Regions from separate parts of the Homo sapiens genome. Here region 2 is linked to region 1. Evidence: chromatin loops called from intact Hi-C (ENCODE). Cell type or tissue: heart right ventricle. All regions are shown on one strand. Links, peaks and the distances in the headings refer to the core of each region. The heading gives the core; the rest is flanking DNA. Region 1 holds the start of SORCS3-AS1 (SORCS3 antisense RNA 1). Region 2 overlaps SORCS3 (sortilin related VPS10 domain containing receptor 3).

Region 1 (2,914 bases), core at 289-2,788:
ACACAAGCCTGTTGTCATTTACGGCAATGACTTCAGAAATGTTTAATTAATTCATTTATCCAATTAGCCTCTTGCTCTCTGAAATGCTTTTTCTAGGTTGCTGAGCAACTAGGACAGACTTTGAACACATGCATGCTGCTGCTGAATGAACCAGGAGCTTTTTCCTTCACACTGGCAGCCCCCCACTCCTCTTTCTTCTTTTATTTTTCTGGTGCACAGTAAAGAAGAAGATCTCTATCATCCCCCATCCTTCTCGCCTTCCCCACCCCGGCCTCTCTGAATGTGCATGCTGCCTGCCTTAACACATTTCCAAAGGTAACTTTTATGCCAAGCATTTGTCATGGACAAGGAGAATGACAGGATATATGGGCACACAGAGATGCCTCTGTAAAATAATGAAATTATCTGGGCTCAGGCATGACTTGGGAAGAGCTTTGCTGGTTGCTGGGGGAGGCGAGGGTGAGGGCTGGCTAAGGGTAGGCTCAGATGCATTGGGGAAGAAGGTGCAGGCTGTCTTGGGGTGACGTTGCATTAAGTGCAGCTTGACTAGGCAGCAGTTCCATCTGTCTTTACAGTGTGTCCTTCATGGGGGAATTGTCAGCCATCCCCAGTCTGGAGTGCATTGTGAGCAATAAACAGGAGCGGGGCTTAAGGTGAAAATGAAAGGAAAAATATCAACCCAGGAGGGCAGCAAAATGCCTTGAGGAATCATCCTTGACGTGTAACACATTTCCGTTTAAGGATGTGAAAATGCCACAGGCTGCTTCACTGAGTTAGAATGTTAGAGATGGACTTTGAGCTCAAATTGCCACCATTCTTCGTTTTTACAGATGAGAAAATCGAAGCTCAGGGAGGATAAACTGTTTGCTCAGTGTCTCACAGCCATGTCCTGCTTATGTCACCACATTCCTCCTCTTAGATTTCATTAAGGGGCCCTTGTCCATAAAATTAGTCACTTGAGTCATCAAAGCTTACTTTTAAAATTTTGACTTTATTTTGGAGTAGTTGAAGTTGGCAGTGAAGATTTGCAGCGCTCAAGGATCTTGGCATCTATCTCCCCATTCACCTTGACATGTGTGTATTGCAGATGCTAGGGGCGTGTGCTTGGGCTCAGTATTCAAATATGAATGAGGAAGGGTCCCTTGTCTTCAAAGACCTCCCCCAAACCCCTCATGTGGTGGAAGAGATGGACAGTAAAGGAGGAAGGAACTCCTTCTCAGAGACATTAAAGAAGCATTCAGAGAAGAGGAGCTGGGCAATTTGCTGGGCCCAGATCTTACAGTGAAGGGGGCTATGGGGATGGGATCGGGGTGGAGGACATTCCTGGTCAAGGAGACAGCATGGGCCCAGTAAGGAGGCATGAGAGATGGTGACATGTTTGAGGACTGGAGAGTGGCCTGGGAATAGAGCCTTCCAGCTGTCTGGCTTTTCTCTGATGCATGGTGGATGGTTTGGTGCTGCCCACACCGACTTCTGGAAGACACCGCCTCTTGCTCTCTGGAATAATAAGAAAGCACAGTTATCTCTATGCATGTATCAGTATGAAAAAGCATATGCCAGGATTCCCGGATGGAAATGACTTCCCTTTGAAGTTAGTTCATAAATAATGATGAAGACCATAAAAGTACACATGCACTGCACACATTTAGCTACTGCTGTGGACTGTGCTTGCTGGGAGCAGAACCTTCAGGAAAACCAGCTGCCCAGAGAAAGAATGAGGGACTATACATTCGCTAAAGCACGGGCTCCCAGAGCCTCCTGTAGGACCAAGGGAGACCTTTTATGGAACAGGGTCTATTCCACGGCACTCACAATTGTAGTAATCACTTAGTCACTCTGAAATTCCAAGAGATAGTCAGAGAAAAAACATGGCCTGTGACAATGATTGCCCTGACCAAGCCTTTCCAAGGCAGCAGATGCTTCTTTACTTCCAAGCATTGCCCGTCATGATCAAGTTCTTCCTCCAGCAGTGCAGCCACGTTTCCCTGGTGGCAGACATTCCTTTTCCAAGGTTGGGCTTGCTTTTAGAGGGCCCAGAGATGGCAAACAGCATTGTGTAGTGCTCCTTAGTATAAACTCTCCTCTGGGATTGTTCTTAACAAGGTGGTTTGAGTTTCTCTAGGAATTAAGCTGGGGCTGGCTATTATTTTTCTGGTAAGACTTGTTACTCTAAAATGCATATGGGGCCAAAATCACAATAGTCTTGTCTTTGGAGCAATCAGACGCACATGGCAATCTAAGGCTCTGGTAAGGAAGAGTCCGTGGGTTCTTATTCAATAAATATTTAATACATTGGGCTTTGATGGATGTAGACACTGTCTGCTTGGGTTTTCCTACACCAAAAGGTGAAGTCTCTGGTGGTCACTGCCTCTTGTTTGTTCCTTTGATTTCCTTTGACGAAAAACAATTCTTGTCTTGGTGAGGTCTATTAAATCTGTTCTTTTCCAAAATGGGGCTGGTAGTGCATGTTGGACAGAACTGGAACTTTCCCTCTGGTCATTCCTTGCCATCCCCTGGGTGATTCGGTTTCCCATTTTCTGGGATGTGCTGATAGGGCTTGTCTCCCGCCCCCTCTTATATAAGGAGGCAGGGTGCATCTAGTGCCAGATTTTATTCAACCCTGTAACAATCCCCCCTTTATGACATCACTGCTCATCACCATGGAAACATTTCCTCCGAGTCACAGAGACTGGATTGTGGCATCATAGCATCAGGCAGGAGGAGGAGAAGAGGAAAGGGGAGAGGATTGAAACTGCCTGGAGGGATGAAATGCCAATAAAATAGGACGCAGTCACAGAAATAGGATTTTTCTGTCCGGATCCTTGAATGGAGAATCTAACCATGAGCCACAGGAATAAACCTTATCTAGCATAAGGAGGAAGAGCTTTTGTGGAATGTAGACCTGGGACCTTTT
Region 2 (2,914 bases), core at 228-2,727, 110 kb after region 1:
ATAGCTACATCTGACCCCTGGCAAGTGCTTGATGATGTGAACTTTTCCCTCCTGCCCATATTTCTTTCCTATTCTTTTATTAAAGAGGCAGAAATTGAACACTTGTTGGTGTTGAGCACTAAGGGTCTAGAAGTGAATGAACCTGGTATTTGCCTCTGGAAGATTCCAGTGTGACTGGGGAGACAGACATGTAGGCAAGTATACTCAGCAAAGTATTATAGGTGCTAAGGACGCTGGGAGAGGGTACACTGGGCAGGGGGAGGGAGGTGAAAGGTACTAATATTCCACCTGGAGGTGAGGAACATGTGGTTGTATGAAGATATCTACAGAAAGAGTTTCTGTGGGTCCATGGTGGTCTGGGGAGGTTTTCTGGAAGAAGCAAGCTCTGAGCTATTTACTAACATCTCCCTTCAGGTCACAGAGCTATTCCCTAAAGCTCCCCAAGGTTGGGGAATTCTTATGTGTATTTTGAGTTCTTTCTGCTAGGCCAGCTCAAATGTTGCCAGACATTGCAAGGGTAGTCGGGGCTGGCGGGAAGCCCTCATCTAAAAGTCAATTACATTTGCCTTTGGAAAATGGGACAAGACATTTATGCTTAATATTTGGGTGTTTTTGTTGTTGGCTTTAAAAAATTTCTTTTTCAGGTCACACTCTGCTAGTGAAATACCATTAATTTCAAATGGAATTAAATGTCTGTTCTGTGTAGAGCACCCTTGCCAAATAATTACATCAAATATATAGTTTGCAAGGAAGATTGTCTATTTATCTTTTCTTAAAGGGCAGTCCAGAATCCAGACATACTGCATGGCCCCCTCCGAGAGCCACCCACAGCCTTTTCTTTAGTCTTTTACCCAAGATCGCTGTATCAGCTCATCCTTCTCCAAGAACCTGGGTCAGGAAAAATTGTAATACTCAGAGAACTTTTCTGTATTATCTTCACTAACGGTATCAGCTTTAATAAAAATACAAGTACCCAAGCTTATTCAGCAGCAGGGAAAAAAAAAAAAAAACCTCACAAAGCCCCTCATAGTTTTACTTTGTTATGTGATGACAGGCAGACAGGCAGAGAGAACAAAAAAGGTACATAAGGGGGAGATACAGTTGCTTCTAGAGTGAGGGAGATGGGGGTGGTGGGGGGTGGAGGCTTTGGGGGCATCCTACATGCCCAGGTCACAGTGGTACCTCTTGCGCTGCAGGTATCTGTGGCTATTCCCTCCTTCTGGGACCCCAGAATTAAGCATCCTTTTGGCCTCACCTTCTCATAGTTGGGAGAGTTGGCTGGAAAATAGTGAACCTGGAACTTGAGGTGACTCTGAAGATATTCCTGTTTAATGTCATCATTTTGCAAATAAGGAAACCGATACCCAGACAAGGGAAATTCAGACCCTGCTCACAGTTTACTGACAAGTGCATGAGTGAATGAGAACCTGGCTGTCCTCCGGGGGTAGCTGCACAGTTACACACTGAGCTGCAGGCAAGGGGGATGAGACCCCAACATGCTTAATTCCCAGGCTGTGCACTTCCCACTGCCCCATTCCAACCTGCTGTAGCTCAGTGAGGGGTGTGAGCAGAGCAAAGACTGGGACTGCAGCAGGCAATGCCTTTGCCCTCGCAACCTATTCTTTCCTACCTCCCATCTGGGTGGTTTTTCACCAGGGGCAAATTTTGCCTTGCAGGGGATATTCAGAAATGTCTGAAGACATTTGTCACAACTGGGGGGAGAGTGCTACTGGCATCTAGTGGTTAGAGGCCAGGGATGCTGCTGCACATCCTGCAATGCACAGGACAACCCTCACAACAAAGTTATCAGCCCCTAAATGCCAATAATGCTGCTGTTGCAAAACTGCCTGATTTTGTGTGTGAGTGTGTGTCGGGGGTAGTGTATTTGAAAGAGATTAGGGCTCAGTGGGACTGCAGTGAGGGTACTGATATCATTTTAAGGGTGATGGATTAGGTTCCTGTTTTACAAACTTGCCCACGCATTTGAGTTATACAGATAGCTTGTTAAAAAAGTATCAATTTTTACTGGGGTGAGATTATATCTCATAGAGGTAGAGAGTGAAATGGTGGTTACCAGAGACTGGGAAGGGCTAGGGGAGGGAGGGTTGAAGGTAAGCTCATTATTGAGTATGAAAATACAGTTAGATAGAAGGAATAAGATCTAGCATTTGTACAACAGGGAAATTATAGTTAACAGTAATATATGGTATATTTCAAAGTAGCTAGAAGAGAAGAATTGGAGTGTTGCCAACACAAAAGGACAAATGTCTTAGACGATGGATATCCCAATTACCCTGATTTGATCATTGTATACATGTATCAAGATGTCATATGTACCCTCAAAGTTTGTACAACCATTCTATACCAATTAACAAATTCTAGGCCCGGTTCCATACATGCATCTCCAGGGGTGGGCCTGGGAATTGGTATTGTTACTCTGCTTCAAAGGTGCTTCTGACATTGGGCCTATTTGGGGAAATAATGGATTCAGGTGCAGTGTTGGTTGAACATTTGTTATTTGCCTATTCAGATAAATCTGGATTTTAATGTCAGCTCTGTCATTTATCAACTGTGTGACCTTGGGCAAGTCACTTATTCTTCCAGCCTGCATTGTCTCATTCTCAAAGAGGAATGATCACATCCACTTCATGGTTTGCAGTGAGCATACAATGAGATAACATGCATCAAAGCACCAGCTCAGTTCCTGGTTGGCAGTAGGTGTTCATTCCTGTCAGATGAGTCTGGTAGTGTGTTAAGTTAACAATAATAATGAGACCCAACGGTCGTCAACCACTAATATCCCAGGCACCGTGTTAAATGCTTTTATAATATCTTTTCTCCTTAGCTTCACAGCAACCTTGTTTTATAGCTGGGGCATATTGTAGGTACTTGGCCTGTGGTAGGCTGAGTAATG

What was found. Peaks named below come from ENCODE experiments on the same cell type or tissue, not always from the same donor. Only the 100,000 strongest peaks of a DNase experiment are listed, where the experiment ranks them.
Region 2: it touches region 1 in a loop (2.0-fold over the local background); 20 of 110 quality-filtered maps call a loop at or near these places.

Annotation. Positions count from the first base shown.
Region 1 is chr10:104,663,637-104,666,550 of GRCh38, forward strand. The region is part of intron 1 of SORCS3 (sortilin related VPS10 domain containing receptor 3); the gene reads left to right. It overlaps SORCS3-AS1 (SORCS3 antisense RNA 1), which reads right to left and starts at 2,580. Exons shown (of 2, transcript NR_104028.1): 1 at 1,813-2,580; 2 at 972-1,497. In heart right ventricle, for the core only: no CTCF peak of the experiment used is centred there; no DNase peak of the experiment used is centred there.
Region 2 is chr10:104,775,881-104,778,794 of GRCh38, forward strand. The region is part of intron 1 of SORCS3 (sortilin related VPS10 domain containing receptor 3); the gene reads left to right. Among named protein-coding and RNA genes, the nearest start is that of SORCS3-AS1, 110 kb to the left of the region's middle. In heart right ventricle, for the core only: a CTCF peak has its summit at 1,737 (motif pointing left); no DNase peak of the experiment used is centred there; H3K27me3 peaks cover 318 bases.